2 separate regions of the Homo sapiens genome follow, and region 1 is linked to region 2. A link is a contact called in ENCODE Hi-C or POLR2A ChIA-PET data. All regions are on one chromosome and are shown on one strand. Each heading gives the region's core, a stretch centred on a gene start or an enhancer-like site at or near the end of the contact. The rest is flanking DNA. Distances are from core to core; before and after follow the strand shown.

Region 1 (3,272 bases), core at 104-2,603, 230 kb after region 2:
TTGTAAGATTCTGCACATTGTAAAAATATTGGGGGATATCTACATTCTGTCCTGCTTTTAAATTTGTGGGACTGATTTTATGCCACACAAGATTCAATTTCATAGTCTTAAATGCCTCAGAAGTGTTCTAGAGATTCATTGCCTGAACAAGACACATTGTCAATCCCCACCCAGGCAACAGGTCCATGCTTAGTTATTAAATAGTCCCAGACAAAACAGTAACCATGGTGCTTTCCAGCTAGCTGTAAAATACTTGATTTTCTTGCAAGGAGTCCATTCTGATGTTAAGAATTCTTACAGTCAAGCCATAGCCTTGTACGGTTAGTTATTATCCTTCATGTTGGAACTAAATCTCACTTTTTCTTTTGTACCCTCAGTAAAAACAAACTTTCTGACACTTCTTAAGCTCTCAATATATTAATTGAAATGTATGAGCAAACAGTTATTTATAGTGTTTTGTTTCTGCACCTCTTTTGGTCACTATTTAACTATAAAGATGAATAGCTCAAATTAAGTTTTCCCATTTTATTTTCATTGCATTGAGCTCTGTTGAAATATACTAAATATAATATATATAGCAGCATACTAAGGTTGAGTATTTCATATATAAAATAGAGATGCTCAATTTCTTTCCTGCTTCTAAACCTGTAAACTTCCCTGTCTGTACTATCCTGATCTCCCTCCATTCTTTCTCTCTCCACCTCATATCTAATCTTCCTGCCAATGCACAGTATTTCACCCTCTCAGCTCCTAAGAGAACTTACTCCATCAGTGATCCTTCTTTTTCTCCTGGGATTGCACTTTCTTTCTCATTTATCTAAAGATATTTTTTCAATATCAAGTGTCTCCTGCCTTAAAACAAAAAGATGAGGAGTGTTCCACATTTGCTGTCTTTCTTTACTTCATTGTTAGTCCAACCTCAACTCACTGAAATCTAGACCCTTCCCTCATTTCATTTAAGCTGCTCATACAATCTCATTACTGGCCTCTTTACGGTACCTTTTCCAGTTTTCATCTTATTTGACTTCTCAGTGGCATTGACAGCACAACAAATGACTACATTTTCCTTGCTGGAATTTTGCCCATTAGGTCTCAGAAAAACCATTCAGTCTAGGTTTTCCTCCTAATTTGCTAGGTATTGCTTCTCAGGTTTGGATAGTCATATTTTTCCAAGCATTCCTTAAATACTGTTCCTTCCCTACCCCCAGAGTTCAATCCTGGGTCTTTATTTGCCCTCATCCTGTTAACTCTTTCTGTGAATTTGTCCTTACAGTTGGCTTTCACTGACACTGAAAGGGATGATGACTAAAGCAATTGAAATTTCAAGCCCAGGATTCCTTCCTGAGCCATTGGGGCATGCTGGAGTCCCACAGTACCAGAAGTACCTCTTGGCTGACCCCTCCAGCTTCTAGGAGGTAATTATTAAAGTTCTGACTCCAACTGGCCTGGTCTAACTCTTCACGGTTTGCTATTTTCTTTTTCCTTCTCAATTTTGTGTGACTTAAAAATAAAACTTTTATTTAACTTAATAAATCTATCAATATTATAATTTTAAATTCTATTTTATAAATATCAGAAAATATAAAGATTTCATTGAATTACCATGAGCAAAGATTATAACAATATAATGTAACACTTATTTTATTGTTTTCAAATAATATTTTCATATTTAGTCATTAAATCCACACAACCAACACGTAACTTTATTATTATTGTTTACTGTAGGGAATTTAGGCTTCTAGAGGTTTGGAGTCTTGCCCATGATCACACACTAGTAAGTGACAGAACAAGAAGCTGAAATATTAGAAAAAATTACATATCCTCACATAAATATTTTATGGTCTTTAACTGTCACCAATCACAAAGTCGTGCTCCAGGGTTGAGAGTTGTTTTTCTCAAAGATGCTACAAAGAAGGAAACATTTAGTTTCTTATTCCTTGCTGACTTTTATTTTTTTGATAGAAGAAATAATTTAGTCCTAAAGCATTAGAAAAAATGAAAAATTAAAGAGGGAAATGAAAGACCATGAATCACCTACAAAGTGAGTTTTATATTCTACATAGTCAAGAGTTAATAGCATATGTATGCTTTCTTTTGCATGAGAGTGAACAAATTACAAGCTGGACAAGATGTATCAAAATTCAAAAATAAATCTTAATTTTTTATAAAGGATTTAAAAGCTACTTCTGCAAGATTCAGACAAATTGCTTGTCCTCAGTGCATTTTGCTCAGTTCTCTCATATGGTGATGGCCTTTTGACATTGGCTTTAAGGGCCTTTGCTGATCTTACCACTCGTTCCATATGTTTAAACAAAGCATGTGGTTTTGCCAGCATCCTGCCACAGACAGGGAAACATAATCTCTGAATGAGGCAGGAGCCCAGAGCCCAGAAGATCTTCAGTTATGCTGGGACGAGACTCCCGTCTAGCAATGAGGGGCAGTAACATTCCTCCCTGGCGCCTGCTGAAACAAATTTCAAGAATGGTAACAGTCTTGTTTTAAGGTTTTAAAACTATCAGTCTGGGATCAGCAGCCTTTTCTAAGAAGCTGTGGATGCCAAATTCCAGCTGTCACAACTTGCTTCTGTGAGAACCTCTGCTCAGTTGGTCAGAGACTTGGAAGACGAACCTCGTTAAGACTGTGAGCCACAGCTCTTTTCAGACAGACCAAACCCAAACCACAAATCGCCCTCTTGAAAACCCCAGCCTTTCCTTCTTGGTTTGGAATACAGGGTTAACACAAGGTTATCTGTAGGTTAGATGTGAGCACCCAAACAAAATATTTAGCCAACTATATGACTAGTTTGTGGTTTCAGGTTTTTATTTCAAAATATTTGCAGCCCATTAATCACTATCATGAAAGAGTCTTCATCAAGGAGTTCACACTCAGTTCATTTATTAGGCTACAGAATCAGTATTTATATACTTGTATCACAAAGAGAAAAAAATAATTGACCAAATTGAATCAGAAACATGTCTAGGATTTGAGGCCTTCAAGCAACATTTTTTTCTCTTTACAAGATTTTCAGTTATCCAATCGTGACTGCAGAGTGGGTGACATTGGTTCTCTTAGGGAAGGAAAGGTAAGGTTTCAGCTCCACATGCGCTTTCTCAAGACCAGAACCATGACTAATGAATTGCTCAACAGGAAAAATAGCTGATCTTCAAAGAGTTGAGAATGTGTAGCTGTAGTGAATATTACACATAAATAATGTTTATTGGACTTGAGTGATCTCTCATTACACTCCTTAAAAAGAATTTCCTGAATTATTT
Region 2 (3,331 bases), core at 631-3,130:
TGCTGCCTGACAATTTATTGCAAGCTTAGTAGCTATAAAATATCACAAATTTATTATCTCGTAGTTTCTGTTGGGCAGAATCTTGAATGACATAGCCAAATTCTCTGCTCAGGGTCTCAGCAGGCTGAATGAAGGTGTCAGCTCGGGCTGTGGTTCTCATTTGAGTCCTGGAGTCCTCTGCTAAGTTCAGTAATTGTTGGACATATCCATTTCCATGTAGTTGCAGGACTGAGGCCCTATTTTCTTGCTGGTTGTTGGCCAAGGACCTCTCTCAGCTCCCAGAGCCCACCCTCAGTTCCTTACTACATGGCCTCCATAGGCAGTTCATAGTATGGATGCCTGCTGTCTTCCAAGTCAGCCAGAGCATATACCTCTGACATGCACTCCTTCGATCAGCTGGAGAAAACTCTCTGGCTTTGAAATGCTCATGGGATTAGATCAGGCTCACCAGATAATAGCTGTAATTTAAGGACAGCTTATTTGGGATCCTAGTCACATCTCCAAAATTCTTTCATAGCAGCAACTAGATCAGCATTCGATTAAATTACTGGGAAAAATGTGTGTGTGTCAGGGGCTGGGAAGCTTGGAGGTCTCTTAGAATTCTGTCTACCCCCTGACCTCACTGCAAAATGGTGGGTGTTAGTGTAGAAAAAAAAAAAAGGTAATAGTTTTTCCTCATGCATCACAAGGTTTATGGCTGAGACCCCTATAACAAAAGACAGATTAACAAAAGAAAAGCATATATATTTATTTAATACAAATTTTATGTGACATGGTAGCCTTCAGAAATAAAGACCCAAAGAAACAGGGAAAACTATATTTTTATGGACAGTCACGCAGAGAGGTATGATTAGAGAACAAAAGAGTATGATCTAATGGTAATAAACTGGGGGGACTTAAGAAGGCCGCTTTGTCCCAATGCTTCTTAATATCTCTGTGACATTCCTTTTTCCAGGAATACAGAGGACTCCTCTGGAATGAGAGGTTTATGACCTATTTTCAGGGGAGGTTTTATGGCCTGCTTCGGGGGCAAAGGTACAAGTGGAATTCTTTCTATATCCTACTTCTGCTGTTTCCTCACATGCTAGGGTGCCATATTTTTGTGTAGCATGTCCTGAACTCTGTTGTTATTTCAGTTTGCCTATGGCAGGATTGATGAGGTAGGGCCTGTTCTAGAGTAAGTGGCTCTCCTGGGTAAGAACTGGAATTATTAGGAGGGGTATCTTTTGAGGACATTTGTGATGGGTTTGCTCAGTGACTGGTGAGACCCTAGTTGTGTGCTCCCAAGCTGGATTCTCTATGAGTAACACTGAAATTATTGAATCCCTTAAATTCCTAGAGGGTTACTGCATTAGTCAGAGTCCTGGCAAGAAGCAGACAAAATTTTCAAACTGGGTAACTGAAGAGAGTTTAATAAAGGGTTATTTTTTTATTTAGGTGTGGGCAGAGTGTAGGAAGCCAACAAGGGATCGTTATTTCTCCTAGGCTGAAAAGGGGAAGGGGAGAGTGGGACTGGGAATCTGGAGAGGGGAGTTGTGTGGAAAGGGCTCTGACAGGAGCTATAGCCTTTGGTAGAAAGATGCCACCAGTCCATGGAAACTAGGCAGGAAAGTAAAGGGAAACAAATAGCCTAGTCTCTTCCTTTAATCCTCTTATCTCTTGCCAAGAGGGCAAAAGAGCCTGTTTGTCCAGTCCTCAGAGGTCAGCTTCATGGGGCAAGAACAGGGTGGAGAAAGGTAGGGAGGAGATCTAGAAAGGCAAACAAAAAGATAGGTAGCATGATTACTAAAGACATATTTCTTGGCTGTGGTCAGGGTCACAGCTTCCGTTGTGACTCACAGATGAAGTCTCTTTATCTGTGCTTCATAGAGTGTTTTAGTTAGCTTGGTTATAACTCTATCCCACTATGCAATATCATTAACATATATGTCTGTCATTCCCGCTATTTTGTGAGCTTCCTGAGAGCAAGGGCCATGCCTTATTCATCTTTATACATGCAGTGTCTATGTGCTTGGCCCACAGTAGATGATTAATGAATGCTTGTGGGATTATGAAGATATGAAGTCAATGGTGAACAATTATTAAAGTCCTACAAGTAAATTGGGTAATAGGGGCATAAGCAAATGCACAACACTCTTACTGCTCTCTAAGATGTTCTATTACATATTGGCTGATGGAGTTAGAAGATACACTTACCATTGCTGCAACAAATCTCCTGATACTATGAAAATTTGATGTTCTATTTTCATTTTCTACTTAAAGGTCATTAATTTCAGGTTGTACTACACGTTTCATTTAATGAGCACTAGAATCTATCAACAGAGAAGGAGGAACAGCAAATGCAGGGCAAATGAGACAGCTCAGAGCCACTAGTCATCAAACTCAGTTGGCTGTCTGCAGAGTGCAATGACTTTGGGATAAGACGTGATGCTTTACCTTCCTGCCATTGTCACATGTGGTTCTTGTTGCCAAACAGGGAGTAGAGTGTGCTAAGTCTATGAAAAAACTGTTTTCTTCTGTTTTACTTTTTGACATTTTCAAAGCACTAGATAAGGATAAATGTGGTCAGCTTGATGTATGATTGTTTTGGTTCACGTAGAATCATATGCTGAAGAATCACAGGGACTGACAGGGGAAAAATGTAAATGTCATAGTTTTGCTAATTACTTTAGCATGTGTTTCTTCCACATGTCTGAAAGCAAATGTAATTGAGGGTTGTGGTTTCTGGGGCATGGCCAAAAGTACAATGTGACTAACAACTGAGGAAAATATCATGGTTTATCATGTGGTAGAGGATCTGTTATCGTTTTCTTCCCCTCCCCCACAAAGTAAAGATTTTTCCAATATTTAAGGATGTTACTGGAGTATGAAAGAAGAATTATACAAATTGAATCCTGGGATTGGTATTTTTATCGGGTAAGAAAAAAAACATATAAAATGCAGTTTTAAGTTCAGTGGCTGTTCCATTCCATCCTAGAGGTTTCTATTGCAAAAAGTGGATTTGCAAACAAGAAAACAGCTCTTTCAATTCTTTAAACATTTCAACGATGATAAGGGTCTTTCTCAAGCAAATAAATCTCAGGAAATTCAAATACTAGTATGAAACCATAATCTCCCTTCACCTTGTTGCTTCAAAGCCTAGTAACTCTATTGAGAACTCCTGAAAACCAGTGGGTGATCTGACCCCAAGGCTTCATATACTATTTCTTATTTTTATCACAGGAATTTCACAATTTAAAGGCAAGGTTAAAAAACAGTCTATTTTCTCTCTTAAGCAAGTGATCAGGTTGCTTTGTGAACAAAGCAAAAGGCTGAGCTCACATGGAACACT

The links. A loop is a pair of places that touch in the nucleus more often than their neighbours do. ChIA-PET counts read pairs that join two places held with the same protein, here RNA polymerase II (POLR2A). Pooled maps may share reads with other maps.
Region 1: a map of PC-3 shows a loop between it and region 2 (11-fold over the local background). The contact joins two enhancer-like sites. A Hi-C loop is called at or near these places in 4 of 168 maps with a recorded cell type or tissue (Calu3, PC-3, PC-9 and 1 more) and 3 of 50 pooled maps. POLR2A ChIA-PET finds 5 or more read pairs at or near these places in 2 of 52 experiments (A549 and PC-9).

Annotation. Positions count from the first base shown.
Region 1 is chr6:113,120,257-113,123,528 of GRCh38, reverse strand. LOC105377956 (a long non-coding RNA gene) reads left to right here. Exons shown (of 4, transcript XR_942894.1): 4 at 1,274-1,407. Among named protein-coding and RNA genes, the nearest start is that of LINC02518, 310 kb to the left of the region's middle. Within about 2 kb of position 1,353, at least 4 of the 41 ENCODE cell types and tissues checked have a DNase peak (open chromatin) inside an H3K27ac peak, as active enhancers do; they include PC-3, PC-9 and endothelial cell of umbilical vein, where a contact is called at or near this core.
Region 2 is chr6:113,350,725-113,354,055 of GRCh38, reverse strand. The region is part of intron 3 of LOC107986637 (a long non-coding RNA gene); the gene reads left to right. Among named protein-coding and RNA genes, the nearest start is that of LINC02518, 81 kb to the left of the region's middle. Within about 2 kb of position 1,880, at least 7 of the 41 ENCODE cell types and tissues checked have a DNase peak (open chromatin) inside an H3K27ac peak, as active enhancers do; they include PC-3, PC-9 and endothelial cell of umbilical vein, where a contact is called at or near this core.